2 separate regions of the Mus musculus genome follow, and region 1 is linked to region 2. The links are chromatin loops, found by intact Hi-C in ENCODE. Cell type or tissue: heart. All regions are shown on one strand. Each heading gives the region's core, and the rest is flanking DNA. Links, peaks and the distances in the headings are about the cores only.

The links. Hi-C counts contacts between places; a loop is a spot of excess contacts. Peaks named below come from ENCODE experiments on the same cell type or tissue, not always from the same donor. Only the 100,000 strongest peaks of a DNase experiment are listed, where the experiment ranks them.
Region 1: it touches region 2 in a loop (7-fold over the local background); 18 of 42 quality-filtered maps call a loop at or near these places.

The regions. Positions count from the first base shown.
Region 1 is chr4:59,034,625-59,039,624 of GRCm38, reverse strand. Gng10 (guanine nucleotide binding protein (G protein), gamma 10) reads right to left here and starts at 4,469. Exons shown (of 3, transcript NM_025277.3): 1 at 4,307-4,469; 2 at 267-398. The coding sequence starts at 4,387. The coding sequence ends at 273. In heart, for the core only: CTCF peaks have their summits at 2,657 (motif pointing right) and 4,561; DNase peaks (open chromatin) are centred at 2,774, 3,464, 3,994 and 4,444; H3K4me3 peaks cover 1,320 bases; H3K27ac peaks cover 765 bases.
Region 2 is chr4:58,982,288-58,990,257 of GRCm38, reverse strand. Ptgr1 (prostaglandin reductase 1) reads left to right here and starts at 3,180. Exons shown (of 10, transcript NM_025968.3): 1 at 3,180-3,220; 2 at 5,399-5,514; 3 at 7,333-7,378. The coding sequence starts at 5,409. In heart, for the core only: a CTCF peak has its summit at 4,970 (motif pointing left); DNase peaks (open chromatin) are centred at 3,147, 3,577 and 4,747; H3K4me3 peaks cover 1,048 bases; H3K27ac peaks cover 856 bases.

The DNA.
Region 1 (5,000 bases), core at 1-5,000, 52 kb before region 2:
AGTGGGTAACACCAGTGAGTAGATCACAACTCTGGGATGCTGTAGGGGCAGAGGGAATTAAGGTCAGGAAATATGGCTGGTCAGCTCAGCTAAAGAGCTTGTGTGCATAAGGCGACAACATATCACAGACAGGGTAGCTACAGCCCAGAAGTACCCATCGGGCAGGGCAGCATTCTGAGTCTTTCTTAACCTCTGTCATCTAAATCCTTTGGGCAGCGCCCTGAAGACACTATGGCCCCAAGATGACACAGCGAACCCCAACTCACCAGTCTTCAAAGTAGAGCACAGGACCTGGGCTCCCGGAAGGGGTTGCTTCCAGCCGGAACACCGAGCAGCAGGGCGTCCTTGCATGCATTCTGTATGCAGTACTGCTGAAGCTCTGCAGCTGCCTGGGAGACCTGAGACACAGCACAGTGTGAGCCAGCCTGAGGTGGGACACCACTGTCATCATCCAAGGCTGTCTGCTTACTCCAGCCACTCAGTCCCACCATGGAAGACTAAACTCTCTACGATTGAGGGTAGGATACTTTTGGACTTCATTGACAAAGGAAATGCAACTTTAATCCATTTAGAATTCTAGTTTTAAGACCAAATTGGTAAGGAAATGGCTCATTCTCAAGTTCCCAGGACAAATAATCTAAATTTGCCATGTGAACAAGGCTGGGGCTTTGTCCAGTCTGTGCCAAACAAGTGACAGAATTACTCTTCTATGCTGTTCAGAAAGTACAGTTTGCTGGTTAAGATTGTGGTCTCTGGGGCTGAGGTGGGGCTCAGTGACAGAATGCTTGCCTAGCACAAGGGAGGCCCTGGAGTCAGTCCCTAGGACAAAACACAAACACAGCAACACTAATCATCACCATCAATAAAACAGGGATATTGTGTTTTAGCCACGGTTTGAGTTTGTCCTTCAAAGGCTTATATGTTGGAATTTAATCTCCACTATGAAGGGTGGAAACTTGTTTATGTATTTTTTTATATATGGGTGTTTTATCTGCATGTACAACTGCACCCCAGAAGAGGACATTGGATTCTATGAGACTATATTATAGACTGTTGTGAGCCACTGTGTGGGTGCTGAGAATTAAACTCAGGACCTCAGCAGGAATAGCCAGTGCTCTTAATCACTGAGCCATCTCTCCAGCTCCAAGAGGGTAGACCTTGGACCCTCCAGAACCATAAGCTAAAATAAACTTTTTAAAAATGTTACTCTGAGCTGGGCAGTGGTGGCGCATGCCTTTAATCCCAGCACTTGGGAGGCAGAGGCAGGAGGATTTCTGAGTTCGAGGCCAGCCTGATCTATAGAGTGAGCTCCAGGACAGCCAGGGCTACACAGAGAAAGAAACTCTGTCTTGAAAAAACAAGAAAAAAAAATGTTACTCTGTCTGAGGTACTTGGCTATTAGCAACAGAAAACTTGTAACGTGTAATAACGTTACGTGTATATTACATGTATGTTACAGCTGCTTACCATATGTTTCCAGTTGCCACCAAGTTTCTGAAAGGCCTTAGGAATTTGCTTTTAGAGCTAGAACTTTTAATTAGTAGTATATAAAATACAATATAACCAGACTAACATTTAAGCCAAATTTTCCATCAATTGAAACTTAATGTTTTCACATTAATTATAATTAGAGCTAATGATCTTATGTAAATTATTGATTTTCAAAGAAATGCAGAACCAATCCTGTGCAGAGATTGTGTATCAGGGATCTGGGTAAACTCCACATGTGGGGAGTAGGAGCCTCTCTCAGGACCCTGGGGAAAGGAGGCCAACCAGAGCCTAGCATAAAGGTCATGGTGATAAAGATAAAGGGGGGATGCTCGGAGAAACAAACTAAGGTCGGTCAGGACCCTCAGCAGGGGCGAGGGAGAGACTCTGTGAGGGAGAAAACCTCAAACCCTGCAAGCTGTCCCCTGCCATGAGGTTGGGTTGTCTGTCCCTCCTGGGTTATCTGACTCAACTCCAGAGGATTCCTCAGGACAGCAAGCTTTGCAGTCCCTGGGAAGGGACTCTAGAAAACCTGTGCCTGGTGTATGTGTCTCAGTGTGCCAAGAACATCCAAGGCTGAGCCCTGAAATGAAGCTGACTAGATTCTGGGATGTGACTGCTGCCCACGTTCACCTAACTGTTAATCTCTCTCTCTCTCTCTCTCTCTCTCTCTCTCTCTGTGTGTCTGTGTTACCTCCACAATGCCCTGTCAAGTGCAGTTAAGAGTCTCTTCCCCCGGGCTGGTGAGATGGCTCAGTGGGTAAGAGCACCCGACTGCTCTTCCGAAGGTCCAGAGTTCAAATCCCAGCAACCACATGGTGGCTCACAACCATCTGTAACAAGATCTGACGCCCTCTTCTGGAGTGTCTGAAGACAGCTACAGTGTACTTACATATAATAAATAAATAAATCTTTAAAAAAAAAAAAAAAAAAAAAAAAAAGAGTCTCTTCCCTCGTGTCCACAGGGTGAGCAGGCATTTGATTCAGTTTTCCTTCCAGGTCTGATGCTCAATGATACCGTACACTTTCAACAACTCTACTTTTAGTTCCCCATTTTCTCTCCTCACACAGCCTTGTTCTCTGCTGGGAGCTCCAGCCAACAACTGCTCCCTTTGGAAAGTAAGGGACCACAGCTTCAATCTCTCTTACCCTGAACTCACAATGACCACTAGGTGTCGCTGCCCCCTGTATGGCTTTGATCGTTCTCTTTCTAGTCTGGGTTCAAAATTCAGCCTTTTCCAGCCAGACCGAGGCCTCTGACCCCACCCTTACTTTCTGGCATACTTCTTGCTCATCCACGGTCTGGATCAAACTTCTTTAGTTTTTCGCCCTCAAAATCCTTGGTGGTCAGATACTAGCGAGGAAAAAGGAACCACAAGCGGTACAGGCCTCCTATCTGGGTGTCAAGGCTGTGACTGCCCAGGCTGGTGAGCTCCACCGTGGACAGTAAGCACTTCCTTCGCCCTTTGCTAACTCCTGGTTCACTGTCCCACAAGAAAACACAGCTTCCTGTTTCACAAGACAGCCATCGCCAAAAGCTGTAATCCGTAATCAGAGGCACTTTATACACATCTCCTTTTTTCCTGTCCCCGAAGATGTCACCCCAAACCCTTGTTTCTTCTACAGTCACCTTGCCTCCATTTTCCTTGACAAAATAAAAAAAATCTTTCCTATCAACCCAAAACCCTTTTTATTTTCGAAGAAAAAAAGGAAGTTATTTCTTTAAAACTTTTTTATTTTTAACCTGTCGGGCTTCCCCTACACCTTACTGGCACATCTCTGTACTGCGCGCCTCTTGTCCCTGGTTGTCTGAAATAATTTTGTGTATTAGTTTACCGTATCCACCCGAGTTCCCTATTCCCTGGAGTAGCACCAGGTCGAGGGCTAAAACAGAGGGAACTGACTAGCATGATGGTGTGTCCATACCTACCCACACACTTGGAATCACACTAGCTGCCAATCACACATTCAGCCAACAGAGTAAATCCTTGGCTGTGTTTGCGGGCCTTCATTTTAATTTTATCTCGCGGGTGTTTTGCCTGCATGTTTGTGCACACCTTGTGCATGCCTGGTGCCTGAGGAAGCCAGAGGAAGACATCGGGTCCCCTGAAACTGACGTTACAGACGGTTGTGAGCAACCTTGGGTGTGTGCTGGGAATTGAACCGGAGTCGTCCAGAACAGCAGTCAGTGAGCTGAGCCATCTCTCTAGCCTCCCCACCCCTCTCCTGACAATCCAACTCACCTTCCTCCTTTGAACTGTCCCTGGCAGCACGCTACAAGTTCCGCTCTTTGTCTATTTCACGCTCATATATTTTAATGACCTCTTTCGGCCTTTTTCTGTGGCCGTCTGTCCACACAACGAAATCTCTCCTGGATACCTCTGTAAAATCCACAGATCCAAAACGGAACTCACTTCCTCAACTCTCAAGGATCCCCCATGGGGCAGCAGAGGAAGGCAGAGCATCCTTCTCCAGCATCCATCTCGCTCGCATCTGTTCATTCGGTGGCCTCCCTCCCCATCTCTAAGCATCATCCTCCCGCAGCCGGGTGGGCAGAGTCCAGGTCGCCAGCGTGTCGCCAGCCTGTTGTAGACACGCCCACGGAGCCATCGGACCTGGTCCCTGGGACAGGCTGTGTCGCCAGAAGCACCCGGGATTCGGCCTGAAACCACCCCGCATCCACGCGCGGCTCGCGAGCACCCGAGGCCCCGGTGCGCGCCCGGCCCGGTAGCTCCCACTCCCGCCAGGCCGCGGTCTCCTGCGGGCCGCTCGGTCGCCCGTGGGGCTGGCGCTGGGGTCCGGCTGGACGAACGCTCACCTTGATCCTCTCCACGCCAGCCTCCAGCTTCAGCTGCTCCACCAGGCGCTGCAGGGCGCTCACGCTGGCCCCGGAAGACATGGCGGCTAAGGCTGCGCGAGGCTGGTTCGGCTGGGAGGAACGACCGCCGAGCGGGGTGCCGCCCCGGGGCGGGGTAGCCGCCGCGCCCGCCCCGCTGTCCCCGCGCTGGGGTCGCGAGCTGCCCGGCCCCGGTCGCCGGTGCCTCGGAACAAACCTAGGTGGCGCCTGCGCTGCGAAGGGAAGGACACTAGGACTTCACCGAAGAGCTAGTCAAACCTTCAAGGATATCCTGCTCGTTGGTCTGATATGGAATGAAATTACACCAGCCCTCTCACCCACTATCTATGGCCATTGTTTCCAGTCTTCTCCCGAGTTTTTTAAGTGTGCACATTGGTTTTACAAAACTGAGACCATTACGTTAAAACTTGAGGTTTTTTAGTTTTCTTGTTTCCTTTTGTTTTTTTTTTACACTTACTATGTAATAACTATATCGCCATCTTATACACCACCGTATCTGTCTGCACTGGGTAGTGCATAAGCTGGGTAGTGCATAAAGGCAATATGGATGAGCTTGCTAAACTTCAAAGCCCAAAGACTTTAAAGCATTGGTTTAATTACTTTAAAAAAGCTTCAAGGCCCCTCCCCAATCCAACCACGGGCGTCCCGGTTGAAT
Region 2 (7,970 bases), core at 2,971-7,970:
TCAAGTCTGCATTCTATAGTTCAAGAAACCAAGCCCACAGGGTCTTAAAAAGCCCATCCCTCAGTCCCCATAGAGGACTCCAAAGTAGGAATCCCAGAGCTGGCCAAACGCTCAGCGATCCACATGCCTTTTATCCTCCTCTACTGATGTATACAGTGAATGGCTTCCCTTCATGTGGTCACAAGAGGATATTGGAATACTTGGTGGCGTCTCCACACTTCGGGCAGGAAGGACAAAGAGAAAAAGAATCACGCCCGTTGAATATGTTTCTTTTTATTTTACCAGTAAACAGCCATTTTCTTAAAAGCTCTATCCTCATTAGGCTTCTGCATACTGTTTAGAACTGGAACCCAACCCCAGCCATAAAGAGTGAGACAGTCATTTGCCTGGGCTCCTTGCTGCACTAACAACACTAGGGTATGCATGCGGTCCAGAAAAGAGAGAGAAGAGATCGTGATGGGCTGGCAGCCCACAAGTCTGCCACTGGACCTAGCAAGAAGGAATAACTGGAGAGTGCTCACATCAGACTCTGTGCTCATACCATCTGCTGCTCCAATTGTTTTTGCCAGAGAATAGAGGAAGCCATAACCGTCCTTGCCCTAAATGGGAAAGACATGTTGTAATCAGATGTCACCCCGTGGACCAACTATCAGAGAAACAAAGCAACAGTCTGATGGTGTCCGTGGGAATCTTTCCTTGTCTTCTGTTAAGAAGATGAGACAGAGTGTGTTGTGGTTTCTAAACTGCTCATGTGTGACTGTGGACCTTGGGGCCAAAGGGTGGAGTTTTTCATAACCACTGGCGTTTACAGCACATTACCCCAGCTCAGCTGTTTCTCTCTCTTCCTTTTTTCTCAATTTATGTGTTTGGAAAAATATCCATTTCTTACTCTTCTTACCACAGGTAACTATTCTGACACGTTCCAGTTGTGTGTATGTGTGGTGCATGTGTGTGCACCTGTGTGTGTGTATGTGTGCATGCATGGTGTGCACATGTGAGTGTGTGTATGTGTGGTGTGTAGTTGTTTTTTTGTGTTCTTTTCCTTTCTTCTCATCTTCTTTTTTTCTCTTTTGTTTGTTCCTTTTTTCAACCTTCATTTTTTCTCTGTTTCTCTGTTATTTATTTCTTTGTTTGCTCCCATTTCTCTGTCTCTGTGTCTCTGTCTATCTCTGTGTCTCTCTTTCTTTTGGACAGAGTCCATGTTACACAAGAGCAGGCAGGGCTTGGGTGTTGCTCCTTTGGTAACTGTACATGCCTGAGGCCCCGTGAAGACATGGTCACAAGGAATTTGAGTCCTAACTGACACCTGTATTTAAGCCCCTCCCTCTCCAGAGCCTTCTCAAACCGAGGCAGCAGCAGACTCTTACCTAAGTCCCTGATATAGTGCACTCATATGAAGTCATTTAATTTTTTTCTTTTAATGATCCTTTCTCCAAATATATTTATAGCCTGAGCTAGGATGGGATGGAATGAATGGGGGCAGAATTCAGTCCTTACCAGAGAAATTGCGTAAAATGTGGATTTTTAGATTGTGGGGTATAACCTAGCAATCAAAAGACATTCTATACTTGATGCCTATGGAGATAAAGGTGTTAGAATAATGGAGTTCTTCATACAAGGGTGCATTATAGATTGTAGTCATGGAGCAGAACACCAGAAGAAGCAACTCCAGCCTTGAGGAATTAGTGGTTGTATACCTCAGTTAGGGAATAATACGATACAATAGAATAAACAAATAATAAACTATATCTGTCTATTTGGAAGATGTCTGTGACATTAAATCAGACTTCCCTCACCCCTTCCAAAAAACCTCGAGGCTGGGGACACAGCTCAGTGGCAGAGTACAGACTGGACATCTGTGAGGCCTGGGGTTCAACCAAATGAACACATAAGTAAACAAAGAAATAGAAGGACTCCAATTTGGTTAAAAACCAGAAAAGTCCTTTCTATGTATTCCTGAATGACCAGAGCAAAGGAATGAAAAGCAGTCAGTGACAGTAAAAACCGTGGATTCAAAGAAGACGAAAAGAAGACGGAGACTAAAGAAGGGGTGATGGCGACTAAAGAGTTAAAACATTTTTGCACTATGGCATGGCTTAGGAAGTTAGCCTGAGTCTTGGTGACCCATCAATGAACAAGTCGCTGAGATCTGGCACCCATTCTCCCACAGGCTGGTCCTAAGGTGAGACACAAAGATGGAAAATAAGAGGGACAGGAAGGGAGAGAAGCTGATCGCTCAAAAACCTGGGTAGGTTCCCTATGGGGATCAGAAACTCCAAGATAAAAGGTCAAGGTCGCCTAAGGAGAAGGTGGTGGTGGTGGGGGGGGGGGGGGTTCTGAGCCCATCACCTCAAGCAAGATTGTTCAACGAATGTTTGTGACTTAAGAGTTTTTTTGTTTTTTTGTTTTTGTTTTTTTTTTTTAATGAACTGGGTGCTCTCTCTGCCGTGAGCCTGAGCAACGGTCCTCAGGAAGCCTCCCTAACGTTTCCTTTACAGAAGGGCGGTCTTTAGGACAGAGTAAACCAGCTTGCACCCCACCCCCTTCCATAGTTAAGCTTAGGTGCAAATTATATTCTTTGAGCGCTGTGACTTAGGCATTGCCCGGGAGCATAGATTTCTAAATGTTCTGCTTACATCCTTACATCGAAAGCAAGTGTTTTCCCTCACCATTAATAAACTAGCTGTCTTTGGGACTTAACCTGAACGGGATTCTTGATCTGGGGACACCAGGCTGCTGGAAGCAAGCAATGCAGACTCCATCTCCCCACTGCCACAACTACATTTTATTTCACCTTATTCTTTACGAAATATATTTTTAGATGCCATGACTGCACACCTTCTTTGTTAAGGTTTCAGAGAACCTAGCACCGGCCTCACGACAGGAAGTAGTCAGCAGCAGCAGCTGGCTTAACTAATGCTGGCCAGAGGTGGTAGGATTTTTCCTGAATTAACTGTGTAGTAGTTTCTTGTTTTCTTTGCTTCTGATGCAAACATAAATTGTGAACTTAAGCAAAAAAGAAAAAAAATATTTAAACACACACACACACCCCTCCCAATGTCCCTTCCCTGCTGTGTGTGGGCAGAAGCTCCAAAGCTTCCAGAAGTTGCCCCTCCCTGGAGAAGCCCCGCCCTCACCGACCGCCCAGTATAAGTCAAGTCCTGGGCGCTTTGCGAAGCATTCAGAGCGGTCTCCCGGGAAGGAGTTTCTGTGAGCTTGTGTAAGTAGACTCTACACTACTCTATTTGAGCCCTCTCTTTTCTCTCTTCCCTCCTCCAACCCCTTCTTTCTCCCCGCCGAGCATCTAGAGCCTGGTTGAGCAAGTGAGCACGGCAGGCACCCCCAATCCACCCCACCGGTACTCGGCGACTCCTGGGTTCTGCACTTAGGAAGTTAGGGAGGCCGGGGTCGTCTCGCGGTCCTGCACGCCCTTGAAGAGATTGAGACCCGCACTAGGAATAGGGCAAAGTCTGGCTGCCTGTTCCGTTGTGGGTGCATGGAGCGCGACTGCCAGCACCCAGGAAGGCCTGGGCAACAGAGTTTGCAGGATTGCCAAACTGATTCAAAAGAGAAGACAGGGGTGGGGATTTGCGCATGCGCAGTGAAAGCTACACTTGCAAGTCAGGCCATGTACGGAGAGGACCCTTTGCAAGGGGGACCTACTAGACCTGTGGCGACTTCAGAAGGACCAGGCGCTGCCTTTTTGGAAAAAGAGACGGAATTATGTATTCTTAAAACACAAGGGAAACCCGCCTGTGAAATAGATGTCTCCGCGTGTGAAAGTGCTTATCACACAAGTCCCATGACTTGAGTTCGATCCCTGAAACCACGGGTGGAAGGCGGGAACCCACTCCTGAAGTCGCTTTAGGCTCTCGGTGACACGCAAGCGCCCTCACCCACACACCTGCATCATGTACACACGAACTAGTAATAACAGTAAACTAGATTAAACCTGAGCGAGCATGCCTGTTATATCTTGGCATGTAGAAGCAAGAGGATGGAAGGTTCCAAGATAGCTTCTGCTATAGTGAGTTCAAGGCCAGCCTTGGCTACACAGACGGGCGCTGTAATCAGAAAAACAAGTTGAGCTGGGCAGTGGTGGCACATCCTTTAGTCCCAGCACTTGGGAGGCAGAGGCAGGCGGATTTCTGAGTTCGAGGCCAGCTTGGTCTACAGAGTGAATTCCAGGACAGCCAAGGCTATACAGAAAAACTCTGTCTCAGAAAAACTAAACCAAACCAAAACAAAAATCTAAGAAAAAGAAAAACAAGTTGAACTCATGAATATGGGGTGAAATGATAGTTATTAGAGGCTGAAAAGGGCTAAAAGTATTTGTGAAAGGGTACAGAAACATGAGTGTGGCTCTTTAAACAATAATGATATATAATAATAATAATAATAGTTCAAACCAAGCAGATTATTTCTCATGAAAATAGAAGCTAAAGAAGGCGATGGGTATGTTAGGCACTCTACATTGCAGACACTGTGTCCTATCAAGGTAAGTTTAAATTTGTCAATTAAAAAAAAATCTTACTTTGCAGGGCAGGTGACATGGAGGCTGGAGAGATGACTCAGACGTTAAGATCACTTGTATAGGGTTCGGTTCCGATTACCAGGCCACATAATGGTTCTCATGAAGCTCGGATTGTAAGATCACTAAGGCCAGCCTGGGTTTCGAGAACCCACGTTGCAAACAGCTACAAGCCAATAGGAAGGAAGGGTAGGGCTTTGGATTGGCTCTCCACCCTATGTCCAGGGTGAACTAACTGGTTAGCCTTGATTGCTTATCTGAAGAATTCACTGGGGTCCCACGTGATGATGGGTTGGTCTGGGTTTCTAACCCTTGAAAGCACTAGCTCCTTTGTCTGTTGGTTTTGCCTGGAGGCAAGATGAAACCAAATAATTGATTTCCACCTTGGAGCCAAAACCAGAGAAAATTAGATGGAGCCGCTGCGCCCCCTAGTGGCTATGAGGTCCATGCTTCTGTAGGAAAAAGACAAAACAAACCTGTGGTCTTTGGTTCTCTGTATTTGAGGCTTTCCTGAGGAGTCACAGCAGGAGAGGTGAGGAACTGCAGGACTTTGCACGTCCATTAGTTGTTTAATGTTCTAGAGAAATTCCAGCATGGCCCGGACAGAATTTTCCAGGTTACATTTTTCTTTGCTTTGAGTGTTTGTTTTAGCCTGTTTCCGCATCTACACACCTGAGTCTTGACAGGAAAATCATGGGAATAAAATGAGATCAGACACGTGAAGTGCTTAGCATAATGCCAGAAAGTTCTCAATGAATGTAATAGAATGATAATATGCTAAATGATAATAGGGCTATGTTTCCCAGCTTCAGTGCTATGCCCAGGGGCTCTAAGATGGTCATTGAGTCCACGTTTACCATGTTCTAGGTATACCAGGATGGTGCAGGCCAAGAGCTGGACCCTGAAGAAGCACTTCGAAGGCTTCCCTACGGACGGTAACTTCGAGTTGAAGACGACTGAGCTCCCACCCTTAAATAATGGAGGTAAGGGAGATCTTAGTGGGGGCTGCAACAGTTTGCATCTGCTGCAGAAAAGAGAGTCCCGCCATTTGACTTCAGACAATAGTTTTTTTTTTTTTAATTAGTTTACAGTTCTCTGTGTTAGCAGTTTGACTAGTATAAAAGTCTCATTGTCATTCTAAGGATAGCAGGCTTCCTGCGGCTCAGGCTGCCGTTCCGGGAGGCCAGATTGGGTTCCTTCCCTGCAGTGTGGTTCTGTGGTGGATCTAGAACAGCCTGGGGTTGGCAAACTCCAAAGTTTGAGAACTTTTCAAGCTTCTACTTATAGTACTTTTCTTAAAAATCCCATAGATCTAAGTAAGTTGTCCAGATTTAAAGGCTGGCAAATTCCTTTTTTTCTTTTTCTTTCTTTCTTTTTTGTTTCTATCTATCTATCTATCTATCTATCTATCTATCTATCTATCTATCTATCTATTTTGGCTACCTCTTCCTCGCCATGATCTGAGGTAACCACTGGGCTACATTCACAGCCCACAGATTTCTTGACCGGAAGGCCAGGACACAGTGGTGGGAGGTATCCGTGTCCATTTTGCAATCTGCCACATAAATCTTTTTAGTTTTTTTTTTCTTTCTTTCTTTGAAGCTTTAATGTGCCCTGTCCCCAGGTAGGAAGTTTCTTTGATGCAGCTCATACCTGGGTATACCTGGGTACCTTAACCTTCATGGCTTTGACAGAGGAGGAAGTCTCCTGTGTCCCTGCAAGTCTGATGGTGACAGTGAGTTGAGCAGTTGTGCCCTGCCAGAGACCAGACTATGAGGGCTGTCTGTGGGGTGCCGCAGTGAGCAAGCCTTTGAGAACAGGATGCAGGCGCTGTTCATGCCAGAGTCACTGTCCAAGTTTAAGGTGCAGTGGCCAAAACTTGGATCCAGAGTTTCAGAAAATACACAGTTGGAAGTCACTCTAACAAAGGCCCATCTTCTTTGGTATTCCTTGAGGTAGGTAATAAAACACGATGTTTCCTGGTTAGTTTTTCTGTCACGTTGACAGGAGCTAGAGTTATCTGGGAAGAAGAACCTCAGCTAAGGAAAATGGCTTTGTCAAGTTGCCTGTAGGCAAGTCTTAGACATTTTCTCTAGAACATTCTGGAAGGACAGGTCATAGAGGAGGGCTCAGCTCACTTTAGGCAGTGACATCCCTGCAGAGGTGATGGTATAGAGAAGAAAGCGGACTGAATAAGTCATGAGAGTAAGCCAGTAAGCAGGGTTCCTTTATGGCCTCTGCTTCAACTCCTGCCTCCAGGTTCCTTCCTGGAGTCCCTACCCTGATGTCCCTTTATAATGGACTGTGATGGGGTGTGTAAGGGGACACAAACCCTTCCTTTTCCAAGTTGGTTTTGATCATGGTCTTTATCACAATAGTAGAAAGCCAATTAAGACACTACATGAACACTGTCCTGAGGTAGTTACTAATGTGGCCTTGAGTAAGTTACTCACCTTGACCTTAAATAGGATGGGCCAATAGTTGAAAACAGCAAACAAATGGATCCCTCTAAAATAATAAAAGTAGCATTATCATCGTCACCATCAACAGCTGGGCTGCTCCGAATGGAAAGTCCTTCTTATCGTCAGTAGAGAGCACGGGTGGGGAGCTGGACGTGAAGCTCTTGGTAAGAGCGTTTCTCTCACATGCACAAGGCTCTGGAGTCCATTGGCAGCACGGTAGGTTTAATTATGAATGGTATCTTCTGCCCCTAAGCAGAAAGAGTAGGCTCGTTTATTCAGAATGCCAGAATATTGTAGCCACCAGGTCTGTAACTATGTCTGGAATGCTTTGTTTTGTAGAGGTCCTGCTGGAAGCCCTGTTCCTCTCTGTGGATCCTTACATGAGGTACTATCCCCTCCCCAGCTTCTTAGGTTGTGTGTCAGTCAGTGTTTTGAAGCACTGCAGCTCATGTTTTAAGACTGGCCTTGAGTAAAACACCAGGCTTCCCTGTTTCTCCCTGTACTGTATCAGTTGATGAGATTCATGGCTGTTCATCTTCTATAGGCAAGGTCAGCTCTGCACAGTGAAGTTGCTTCTATAATTGATGTGGGGGGGAGCGGGGGGAGCCAGCCCCAACCCCTGCCATTTACCACTGCAAACATTGAGCAGAAGTTACTAAGACTAAAACCAGCTCTTCTTGTCTTCTATTTACCAGTATTTTTGTTTGTTTGTTTGTTTGTTTGTTTGTTTGTTTTAATTATGTGGTCCAGAGTTGACTCAAACTCATGACTCAGAAAACACTGAAGGTCAGGAAGGGAATAAATGCCCTTCAATGGTGCCTCAGCAATTTTTTTTTTTAACTTAAGTAAGTAATACAGAAAATCAATCAATCAGTCAATCAATCGATCATATAGGGTTTTTTTTTTCCTCATAGCTTGTTGGCAAAGATTCAACTCTTGGTTTAAAAAAATACCATTTAACTGTGTTAACTAGCAAA